Regions from separate parts of the Homo sapiens genome. Here regions 1, 2 and 3 are each linked to region 4. The links are chromatin contacts, found by Hi-C or POLR2A ChIA-PET in ENCODE. All regions are on one chromosome and are shown on one strand. Each heading gives the region's core, a stretch centred on a gene start or an enhancer-like site at or near the end of the contact. The rest is flanking DNA. Distances are from core to core; before and after follow the strand shown.

Region 1 (2,758 bases), core at 173-2,672, 420 kb before region 4:
CCGCCTCGGCCTCCCAAAGTGTTGGGATTACAGGCATGAGCCACCTGTGCACCCAGCCTTTACTTTATTCTTGAAGGTCTTGTAATTTTCTCTGGGAATGCTTTCTGACATATCACTTCCCTAGGACAATTGCCCTAACACTTCTTTCTGTGTATATTCCTGTTTAAACTCCCTCTGTCGCTTCCTGACCCCTTCCTCCCAGTTGTCATGACACATACAAGGTGACTACAAAAGAGCCTTAGTAGGTCAGACAGGCAGGTCAGGGTGTATGTGGGTCAGATGATGGAGGAGGTCAGGAGAAGAATTACAGTGTTGTTTTTAGGGAGATACAATAACAAACATGAATGGTTTACAAATTCTGCCTAAGCAGTCACAGTTAAAGGGCCATTCGTAATTGGCACATTTGTTGTTTGCAGTATAATTGGATGCCAACTATACCTAAGAACAAGTAGGTATTCCCCTGTAGATTAAATGTTCTCTTATTTTGTTATATTCACCATTGGTTTGACAAACGATCGGACACCTGCTTACTCAGATGGAAACACAAATCTCTAGAGAGCTGGAATTTGTGGCAAATTAGTAATTTTTTGTTTAACTGGTGGAGTTAACTGTATTTGCCATTAGTATTGTTAGTTAAGGGGGAGTTTGCTATTCAGGTTGTCTTGAAAGTGAGATTATGAGGCTGGGCGTGGTGGCTCATGCCTGTAATCCCAGCACTTTGAGAGGCCAAGGCGGGCAGATTGCATGAGCTCAGGAGTTTGAGACCAGCCTGGGCAACACAGTGAAACCTCGCCTCTACTAAAATACAAAAAATTAGCCAGGCGTGGCGGTGTGTGCCTGTAGTCCCAGTTACTTGGGAGGCCGAGGCAGGAGAATTGCTTGGACCCAGGAGGCGGAGGTTGCCATGAGCCGAGATCGCACCACTGTACTCCAGCCTGGGTGACAGAGTGAGACTCTGTCTCCAAAAAAAGAAAGAAAATGAGATTAATGTGGTTCTGTGACCAAAGCAAGAAAGTAAGTTCTTGGAGGGAAAGGGAACTGGTCTTTAGTGGGTGCCCACTGTGCCATTCACTCTCCTGAGTGTCTAAGATGTGTTGTGTCATTTTATCATTGTAATTATTCTGTGGAATTTGTATCACTGCATTTTACAGAGGAGAAAACCAGCTGAGAGGGACTTAAGTGACGTAACCAAAGGTTATATTATCTGGTAATTGTAAAACCAGGGCAGGTAGCAGCTCTAGTCAATTGTTAGTGGCTGTGTAGCTCGCTGGCCTGGGAAGGACTGTGAGTCAGAGTTCCATCGGCCTGAGCGCTGTGATCAGGGAGTGATGCCTGCAGTGTCGTTAGTAACTGGTTACTCGCAGTATCTGAAAAGTGCCTGAGCAGATGCTAGTTCTGAGTGAGCGAGGGGTTGTGTCCTTGCTGGTTCCTTCTTTTCATGTGAATGCCTCTAATCACAGCTAATAGAATCTTTGGGTAGGCAGGGCAGGACATTTTGTCAAGAAGGTATTTGGAGTGACTCATCGATTTTATTAAAGATTAGCAGAGGTTATTTACTGAGGTTTTACTAAGTTTAGTAAAAACTGGTTATCTTGTCAAATGTTCTGTAAGTTAACCTCTCAAATGACACAGGCCAGCAGTTTGTCCCTGAACAAAGGTTTGGTTTTACTGCAAAAGTGTATTTTGATTCAGCTCTGTTAGGTATTATCTTTATCTACCTGCATCCCCCATGAAAGTGGAGGGGAAATTGAGTGTTACTTAACAGGATAGAAGTGTGAATAGTAAGAGTTAAGGAGACTAGAATGCTAAGTGTTCTTCTGCTGTTGCTTTTTTATTTTCAGTGTGAGTAGTCAGGAGAATTTATCTGTAATTCTCAACCTTTTGTCAGACAGTTGAACTTAAGGCCTGCATTTTGAGTACCCTTTCCAAACTAACAAATGTTCCTGTGTCCTTCCAGGGAGTGTCTTACCTTTATTTCCCTAAGAATCAAGTGCCATCTGCCAGGAGTTTGAGATCAGCCTGGCCAACATGGTGAAACCCTACCTCTACCAAAAATACAAAAAAATTAGCTGGGTGTGGTGGTGTGTGCCTGTGGTTCCAGCTACTTAGAACATTGAGGCAGGAGATCCCCTGAAGCTGGGAGGCAGAGGGTGCAGTGAGCTGAGATCGTGGCACTGCACTCTAGCCTGGGTAACAGAGTGAGACCCTGTCTCAAAAAAAAAAAAGGTCATCTGGAGAACTTCCCTCTGTTGAGGGTGTTGAGGGTTTTGGCTTTGTCGGTTGCCAGCACTTCAGATAAGAATCTGTCATGCAGAGGCTCCAGGGGCAATTTGCACTTGGAAAATCTCGCAGACTAGTACTTAGGAAAACTGATAACTGCCGTTTTGAAGTGTCTGTGTTTTCTGTTACATTCCCCGGATACTCTCAGGGTAATTGTAGACTCCAAGCTCAGGATTACTACTCCCAAGTAATGTGAATCAAGCATTCTGAGTCCATGAGGTCAATTCCTGCAGAGACTTGAACTCACTTCCTCGTCCTTGCCACATTGATGAGCAGTTCCTCGGAATGGGTGGGAAGACTGACCTACTCTTGAGAGAGCCCCAGGACATGCTGTGTGTGTGCGCGTTTTGAGTGAACTGTTCCAAGCGAGTCATTGCTTTGGTTTGCTTTGTGGGTCAGCCAGGGTAACCTGTGGTTAGAGCCGTGTCGCTTCACCGTACACTGCTTTATTGCAGTCACATAAGCAGACTTCTGTTGG
Region 2 (2,758 bases), core at 259-2,758, 470 kb before region 4:
GGTAAATAAATCATTTAACTTATGTTAATCTTGTCTGTAAAATGGGGGTGACAATAACTACTTCCTAGAGTTGTTGAGGATTAGATAAAGTAATGCAGAGTATCTGGCACACCGTAAAAATTAGTAATGGTAGTGGTCCCTGCGACGATTTCAGAACCTTCTCAATCCTGTCCCTCTTCTCAGGATATAAGGATTTGGGACCTCGTGGCCTGGAGGTCAGGCCAAGTTTCCAGTGACAAAGTTCTGTAGTTCTAGCATTATTTACACATCTTCTGCTAGGCACATGTGATGTTACCCAGTGAGGTATGCAGGGCCACCTTTAATTCTTTCATTTTATTATTTATTATTTTTTGAGACAGAGTTTTTGCTCTGTTACCCAGGCTGGAGTGCAATGGCATGATCTCGGCTAAGTACAACAACCTCCGCCTCCTGGGTTCAAGCGATTCTCCTGCCTCAGCCTTCCAAGTAGCTGGGGTTACCGGTACTCACCACCAAGCCCGGCTTTTTTTTTTTTTGAGACAGTCTTGCTTTGTCACCCAGGCTGGAGTGCAGTGCTGCAATCTTGGCTCACTGCAACCTCCACCTCCTGGGTTCAAGCGATTCTCCTGCCTCACCCTTCCAAGTAGCTGGGATTACAGGTGCCCGCTACCAGCCCAGCTAATTTTTGTATTTTTAGTAGAGACGGAGTTTCACCATGTTGGCCAGGCTGGTCTCGAACTCCTGACCTCAGATGATCCACCCGCCTCAGCCTCCCAAAGTGCTGGGATTACAGGAGTGAGCCACCGAGCCTGGCCTAATTTTTATATTTTTAGTAGAGACGAGGTTTCACCGTGTTGGCCAGGCTGGTCTCGAACTCTGTCAAGCCACTGCGCCCGGCCCATTCTTTCCTTTTAGAGGAAGAAACCCGCTCTGGATGGCCGGCTGGGGAGGTCTGGTCCTGCCCAGTTAATGCTCCACCCTGGATCACCCAAGCCTGAGGCTTTGACCCAGAGCTGGGGTTCGCTCGCAGAACCCCCCAGACACACCGACCTGGGTGAGGTAGCGGATCTGAGCTGACAGCTCCGCCTCCACGTGTTGCACTGAAGCGGTGAAGGCCGCCGCCTGCCGGTCTAGGAGCCGCTCGTTAGTTTTTTCCTTGGACAATTCTAGGATCACAGTACCTGCCAGGGCGGAGAGAGGGCGGGGACACACGGAGACTGCCAGTGTAGCCTCTCCCTAGGCCAGCCCCTCTCAGTCCCGCCCTTTCGCTGCGCACGCACGTAGGATTCCCTCCCCAACCCTGCTCCAAGTCCCAGGTCAGGCTGCCAGTGCAGCCCGGTCACGCTTTCGCTCCCCGCTGTCCAGGTTGTCGCATCCCGAACCTGCATTCTGAAGGATGGCGCCGATTTCCCGTTCAATGTCTTCCAGAGCGCGTAGTCTCTCGTTCGCCAGGCTGTAGGTAGCCATTATCACTCTGGGAATTCTCACCAAGAGTTTCTCCTCAGAAACGCGACGCTTGTTCCGGAAGTGGCTCTCGGTGTGCGCCTGCGCAGAGGGCACCGTGTAGCGAGCACTACGATTCCCAGGATGCTCAGCGCAGCCTCGCCTCCTCGGTCCGCTTGATGAACTACAACTCCCAGGGCCCGCTGCGCCTCAGCCACAGGACCACCCGTAGTCAGAGGCGACAGTGGAATATCCCCTAGCCCGAGGCCATTCAGACCTGTCCATCTTCTTGACACTGTCTGTGGCCTCTAGTTTATTCTACACAAGTTTATTTATTTATGAGACAGTCTTACTCTGTCGTCCAGGTTGGAGTGCAGTCGCAAGATCTCCCTCCCTGCAACCTCCACCTCCCAGGTTCAAGCGATTCTCCTGCTTCAGCTTCCCGGGTGCCTGGGATTATAGGCGCCCGCCACCACGCCCGGCTGATTTTTGTATTTTTAGTAGAGACGGGGTTTCACCATGTTGGCCAGGTTGGTCTCGAACTCGACCTCAAGCGATCCACCCTCTTCGGCCTCCCAAAGTGCTGGGATTACAGGCGTGAGCTGAATCTTAAAGGTGAACTACGTGGATGAAAGCTTGTAGTGGAAAAGGGAGACGGCATAGGCAACAGCATGGTGCTGTGACGGGAACAGCGCATGTGGAGTCCAGCAAGGGATTCTGCCTGCCTGGAGTGAACGGAGCGTGGTGGGGGTTAGGTATGACAATGGTGAGGCTGGAGAGAGGAGCGGAATCAGGAAAAGGCTTGCAAGCTATGTACTTTGGACTTGAGTCTGAAGACATTTGAGCCTTTAAAGGGTTTTTAAGAAGTGTGTTATGACCAGAATTACCTTTTTTGGAAAGATCGTTTGTAACAGTTTATAGTAGATTATCAAGAATGAAACTAGTTTGCCCAAGGTTAGCACATGAAGGTTAGACTCAGTTAAACTGAATGGTCTAGCCTGGGGAACATAGTGAGATACTGTCTTTATAAAAAAATTTGGGGGCTGGGCATGGTGGCTCACTCCTGTAATTTCAGCTCTTTGGGAGGCTGAGGTGGGAGGATCACTTGAACTAAGGACTTCGAGACCAGCCTGGGCAATATAGTGAGACCCCATCTCCTATATTTAAAAAATAAAGGCTGGGTTTGGTGGCTCACACCTGTAATCCCAGCACTTTGGGAGGCCGAGGCGGGTGGATCACCTGAGGTCAGGAGTTCGAGACCAGCCTGACCAACATGGAGAAACCCCGTCTCTACTAAAAATACAGAATTAGCTGGGCATGGTGGCGCATGCCTGTA
Region 3 (2,861 bases), core at 218-2,717, 420 kb after region 4:
AGAGCTCTGTCTTGTGTTTATCCTGTGGTTTAGCCCAAATTTAAGAAAAACTGTGATGTACTGCACCCCTTCTGTTGGACCCTGTATCTACATATAAATTATCACATTTAACCCTCACAACCTCCTTTGTAGGTAGGTAATGGTCCATTTTACTGATGAAGGAACTGAGACTCCAAAGTGCTAAGCAGCTTGCCTAAGGTCACACATGGTGGATGGGGCCCGGCCAGCCAGCTCGAAACCCAGGTGTGTCTGATGCTGACCATGCTCTTCCTTGGTTTATCATTATTTGCTCCTCCATGGTCAGAGCTGGTAGGGCCTCAGGGCCTCAGAGACTGTAGGGTCTCACCTATGCCCTCCTCAGATGGGAAAACAGACCCAAAAACCTGTCCAAGGTTACCCAGGGAGGAAGATGCAAAATCAGGACTCAGGCCGGGCGCGGTGGCTCATGCCTGTAATCCCAAGACTTTGGGAGGCCGAGGCGGGTGGATCGCTTGAGGTTAGGAATTCGAGACCAGCTTAGTCAACATGGTGAAACCCTGTCTCTACAAAAAAAAAAAAAAAAAAGAAAGAAAGAAAGAAAGAGGAGAGGGAGGAAGGAAGGAAAAGAGAAAGAAAGAAAAGAAGAAAGAAAGGAAGGAAGAAAGGAATAAAGAAAGAAAGAAAGAAAGAAAAAGAAAATCAGGACTCAGAACAGCAGCTGATCAGTGACACCCTCGGGACGCGTAGACAACCCCTCTCCCCCACCAGGCTCTCGTTAGAAATATCCGCCGGAAACTATGCTCACAGGTCTACAGTGGATGGCACCCTCAGGAGTCAGGAAATCGGCGTCCAAGTTCTGGCCTTTGGGCAGGTCTCTCCCTCTTGGAGTCTCAATTTTTGTGTATGTAACATGGGCCAATTTTGGGGAGACTTTTAAGAGACAAAGACTGGCAAGGCAAGTAACTTTATAAACCTACAGATTGTCCAGAGGTGATATATCAAGGCTCATTGTAAACTCTGGAAGACTTAGATCCAGCTTTTATCCCTTAAATGGCGTCACCTTGGGTCAATTTCTATGCCTCAGTTTCCTCATATATGAAATGGGGGTCAAAATAGGATCTACTTCATAGAGTTGTTCTAAGGGTTCGAGCGCTTGGAAGTGTCTGGCCCATAGTGATCACTCAGGAAAGTTGGCTTTTAGTACAGCTTTAGCCTCAAGGCGTAGCTACATTGTAACCCTTGACTACCCCGGTCTCCTCCAAGCTCCGTAGTTCCCGCAGGCCCCGCCCCCGTCCCCGCTCAGTCCCGCCTTCTCCTCCCCAGGTCCCGCCCGCGCAGCCGGCCCGGTTTTCTCCCGCCACCAGGGGGCGGCGGCGCTAAGGGCGGCCTTCTGGGCCGAAGCCGGCGACGCTCTAGGTAGCTGCGGCGGCTCCTCTGTGGCCAGTGGCAGCGGCGCTCTAGCCGGCGGCCGTGAGGGGCGGGCTCTCAGTGGTGCGGCCGGCAGGCAGCGATGGCGGCCGTACGGGGCCTGCGGGTGTCGGTGAAGGCGGAGGCCCCGGCGGGGCCGGCCCTGGGGCTCCCGTCCCCTGAGGCGGAGTCCGGTGTTGACCGTGGCGAGCCGGAGCCCATGGAGGTGGAGGAGGGCGAGCTGGAAATCGTGCCTGTGCGGCGCTCGCTCAAGGAACTGATCCCGGTACGGGCGGGGGTCGGGGGGTAAGGAAGAGGTCGCGGGGCTAGTGTCTAGCGCCGGAGGGGGCCGGAAGGGGCGGTGGCCGGAGCCCCAGCCGGGGAAGTCAAGGGAGCGGGAGAGGAGGGAGCCAGCGTCCTGGGAACGGGAACGCCGGGCTGGAGGAGGGACGCGGAGCGGGAGAAAGGACGCCGGGGCGCCGGAAATGGGTGTTGAGGGGGCTGGGGGGTGGTGGCGGAGAGCTGGGAGGGAGTTGAGGACCCCCCTCCGCTGCCCCCTCTGAGCCGCGCTGTGCAAGGAGGTGAGTGAGGAGGGGCTGGAAGGATGAGATAAAGGGGGAGCCCTGGGCGGGAACAGAACCAGGGGCAGCCCAGAAGGAGCTGTTGGGTGGCGCCAGCAACCAGGTCTCCTTGTGGGTCTTGCCCCGGAGGAATTTGTATCTGGGAAACATGGCACTCGCTCTTTGTCTTGAGAGGGCTGCACTTGTCAGCAGCAGAAACTCACTGTTTCTGTCGTGACTTCGGGGTCATCTTGCCCCCCCCGCAGCTCCAGTGACACCTACACCGTGGCCCCAGCATCTGACTCTTAATGAAAGCAAACTAGCAGACGACCAATAGACATCCTTGGTCCCTCCTTTACCGCGCTGGGGATGGTGAGAGGTGTTTTGCTTGTGACTTGGTGGCTGTATATCCAGTTCTCAGAGCTGGTTTCAGGCCTGGATGACTCCTCTTAATTTCTCACCTAACATGAATTACTTTTGACCACATGTCAACATATTTAGACTGAAGTTATGGAGAAAGGTTAAAGTATGATCGCTAGAGATGGCAAACGTTATAATTATGATTAACAACAGCTAATATAGTAGCATTTACCATTCACTATATTGTGTCACTTAAATATACTGGCCGTGCACGCCTTTAGTGCCAGCTATTCAGGAGTCTAAGTTCCAGACCAGCCTCAGCAATATAGCAAGACCCCTTTGAGGTCCCCCCTTTCCCCTCTCCCCATCTCAAAAACAAAACCAAAATAAATAAATATTACTGCAGTTGTGAAGCAGGTGTTATCATCCCTTTAGTCATTCAGTTCAACATGGTTTTTGTTTTGTTTTGTTTTGAGACGGAGTTCGCTCTTGTTGCCCAGGCTGGAACGCAATGGCGCGATCTCGGCTCACCGCAACTTCCGCCTCCCGGGTTCA
Region 4 (2,938 bases), core at 84-2,583:
TTCCTTTCCTACCTCTAAATCCCAACATCTAATTTTCCTGCCTTCTCACTTCCACTTCAGCCACTCTATTCCGTGGCTCTGTCCTGGACTTTTTTTTTTTTTTTTTGAGACAGAGTCTCACTCTGTTGCCCAGGCTGGAGTGCAGTGGCACAATCTTGGCTCACTGCAACCTCTGCCTCCCGGGTTCAAGCGATTCTACTGCCCCAGCCTCCCGAGTAGCTGGGATTACAGGCATGCACCACCACGCCCGGCTAATTTCTGTATTTTTAGTAGAGACGGGGTTTCACCATGTTGGCCAGGCTGGTCTTGAGCTCTAGACTTCAGGTGATTCACCCTCCTCGGCCTCCCAAAGTGCTGGGATTACAGGCGTGAGCCACCACGCCCGGCCTGTCCTGGACTTTTCTCATCTCCTAGTGCTACTTCACTATGAACCTGTTTGCCACTTTAACCACCAAGCTCTCACAACATTGCCTGCACTGCACTGGCCTTCAATTATCAGAGACCTGCAGTTTCGTGGCTCCTCCATCAGTCCCTAGCCAGTCTGTATCCCACGTTTGATGGCCTGGGCTGTCGTCTCATAGCACCCTCAATTTATTTTGGGCAATGCAATCCCAAGCCCTGGATAAATGCTATAATTCAAAATATCTGCTACTGCAGCCTGGTGGCTGAGTTCTAGAAAAAAGTGATCCATCAACACATACATGAGGCACATGAAACCAGGCCTTCCAACTTCAGCGTCCTCTTCCAAAGTTTCTTTGCTCTTCTTGGTCTCCTTCCTTGTCTCATAACTTCACCCATAAAATCGATGTCATCAAACGATCTCCCTGATTTTCTTCCCCCCTATATATCTGCACGCATGTTCTTGTTTCCTACCGTTTTAGTGGAATAACAGGTGACCTGCCTCTAGTCTAAATTTAATCCGTTTTCCTGAGTTCTGCATCGCATGCAGAGCATCCTACCTCCCCAGGGACCTCTCCACTGACTCCTTTCTCCCAGCCTCTCCTTTCTTTACAAACCTAAGGACCAACAAACCCCCTCTCTCGACCCTCTCATTGCCAAGCTTCTCCAGAGTAGTCTGCATTCGTTGTGTCATCCTTTTCGGTGCCCTGCCAAGGACGTGGAATATGACAGGGCTCAGTCAGTGCTTAATAAATCTCGAGCCTCAAAAATACCCGGTAAAAAGAAACCCGGCTCTCCGCTTCCCCCAGAGTCCAGCAACCCCCTCCGCTTTCATTCACCCACTTTCCTACCCTCGGCTCCGCCTTTTGCCGCGCCTCCCGCGATTCTCGCGAGACTTGGTGATTCCGTTCCGCACCGCCCCGGTTGAGCCGCGCACTTCTCGCGAGGTTGCAGGCAGTGCCGGGCCAGACATGGCGGAAGGTAGGGTTTTTTTGTGGAGCCGCGCGGGAAGACACGGAGCTGTGGGGGCGCTGCTGGCCGTGCGAAGCTGCCGTGGGAGGGGAAGGCCGGGCGTGGTTGCATGGGGGCTCCGCGGGTCTCGCGAGCCTTCCTGTCTAGCCTCTCCGGAGCTTCTCGGGCCGGGGTCCGGAGCGCGGTTCCTATGACAACGTCCCTCCCGCGATGCCGACCCCGCGGGACTGCGGCCGGCTGCGGAGCCGGGCTGGCAGGTCCCGCGCCGGTGCTGCGTGCAGCCGCGGGGCCCCGAGGGCAGCACGGGAGGCTCTTGATTGCCGGCGGTGCCGGGACGCCGGGGGAAGTAAGCCTTCTCCTTAGGAAATCGAAACTGCTGTCCTGGCACGTTCTGCATCCGGAAGGGGTCCATCCCTCGCTTGCGGAAGAGCGTGGGTCTCCTCGGGCTGGGTTGGGGTGAGGTGGGGTGGGGTGGGGGCGAGGCAGCAGCGAGCTGGCCCACGCTTCAGGCGGGCGCACTGGCGGCTCCGGCTCTGCTGCAACCCCAGCCTTCAGGCCAGGCGTACAGATGAAGACGGGAGGAAGGGGTTTGCGGGAAGGGAGTTGGCCAAGGTCACACTGCTCACAAGAGGGCTGCTCAAACCAGACCTCTGTGCCTTTGCCTCCCCGTCCAGTGCCTACCCTCTGGTCTCGTGCACTTTTCATGACATTGCAGCTTAAGGCACTCTGGTCTCTCAGAGTCTGCCTGTCTTAATGTAGCAGTAATTAGAAGCCTTCATTGTCAAAGCCTTATTGTACACGTAGGGGGAAAGAAGGCCCAGAGACGGGGAGTTACCTGTCAGGAATCGTGCAGGGACATTGTTGGATCTGGGCAGCCTGGTTCTCCTCTTCACCCCATTATTGGAGAACAGTATTCCTTATTTGACCTTTGTTTATTGAGTGACTGCAGTGTGCTTGGCCACGACCTTTCCTGTTGGTTTTGAGCTTTGACTGAACCCATCACTTGATGGATCTTAGATTTGGGCAGCACCTGACAGTTGGTCGGCTTTTCTCATTTGCATTAGACTTCAGATAACCTCGTGAAGGAGGCCTGGCGTGTGTATTTGCCTTTATTGATAAAGGAATTTAGGCAAAGTTACAGAGATAGCTGTGACTGACACCCAGTTGGTTTTGGGGGGTGTGTGTGTGTGTTTTGAGATAGGGTCTCGCTCTGTCCCACCGGCTGGAGTACAGTGGCGCGGTCACGGCTCACTGTAGCTTCAGTCTCCTGGGCTCAAGCGATCCTTCTGCCTCAGCCTCCTGAGTAGCTGGGACCAGGGGCGCTCGCCACCACACCCGGCTAATTAAAAAGGGGTGTGTGTGTGTGTAGACAAGGTCTTGGCCCCGTGTGGTGGCTCGCGCTAGTAATTTCAGCACTTTGGGAGGCCGAGGTGGGAGGATCGCTTGAGGCCAGGAGTTCAAGAGCAGCCTGGGCAACATGGCGAAACCTCGTATCTACAAAAAATACGAAAGTTAGCCAGGTGTGGTGGCACGTGTCTGTAATTCCAGGTACTCGGGAGGATGAGGC

Evidence for each region. Hi-C counts contacts between places; a loop is a spot of excess contacts on that map. ChIA-PET counts read pairs that join two places held with the same protein, here RNA polymerase II (POLR2A). Pooled maps may share reads with other maps.
Region 1: POLR2A ChIA-PET joins it to region 4 with 12 read pairs in HEK293. The contact joins the enhancer-like site here to the promoter of ANKFY1 in region 4. POLR2A ChIA-PET finds 5 or more read pairs at or near these places in 2 of 52 experiments (HEK293 and activated CD4-positive, alpha-beta T cell).
Region 2: a loop to region 4 is called in a pooled map, with 7 times the contacts of the local background. The contact joins the promoter of MED11 here to the promoter of ANKFY1 in region 4. A Hi-C loop is called at or near these places in 6 of 50 pooled maps.
Region 3: a map of CD8-positive, alpha-beta T cell shows a loop between it and region 4 (10-fold over the local background). The contact joins the promoter of NCBP3 here to the promoter of ANKFY1 in region 4. A Hi-C loop is called at or near these places in 1 of 168 maps with a recorded cell type or tissue (CD8-positive, alpha-beta T cell) and 9 of 50 pooled maps. POLR2A ChIA-PET finds 5 or more read pairs at or near these places in 2 of 52 experiments (CD4-positive, alpha-beta T cell and activated CD8-positive, alpha-beta memory T cell).

Annotation. Positions count from the first base shown.
Region 1 is chr17:4,678,500-4,681,257 of GRCh38, reverse strand. The region is part of intron 5 of PELP1 (proline, glutamate and leucine rich protein 1); the gene reads left to right. Among named protein-coding and RNA genes, the nearest start is that of PELP1, 24 kb to the left of the region's middle. Within about 2 kb of position 1,422, at least 5 of the 41 ENCODE cell types and tissues checked have a DNase peak (open chromatin) inside an H3K27ac peak, as active enhancers do.
Region 2 is chr17:4,730,178-4,732,935 of GRCh38, reverse strand. It overlaps MED11 (mediator complex subunit 11), which reads right to left and starts at 1,508. Exons shown (of 3, transcript NM_001001683.4): 1 at 1,362-1,508; 2 at 1,030-1,160. The coding sequence starts at 1,446. RefSeq lists enhancers at 1,512-1,561, 853-1,672, 1,572-1,711.
Region 3 is chr17:3,844,852-3,847,712 of GRCh38, reverse strand. NCBP3 (nuclear cap binding subunit 3) reads left to right here and starts at 1,467. Exons shown (of 13, transcript NM_001114118.3): 1 at 1,467-1,672. The coding sequence starts at 1,490. RefSeq lists silencers at 1,179-1,298, 1,479-1,768.
Region 4 is chr17:4,262,374-4,265,311 of GRCh38, reverse strand. ANKFY1 (ankyrin repeat and FYVE domain containing 1) reads left to right here and starts at 1,333. Exons shown (of 25, transcript NM_001330063.2): 1 at 1,333-1,380. The coding sequence starts at 1,371. RefSeq lists an enhancer at 1,147-1,236 and a silencer at 1,887-2,036.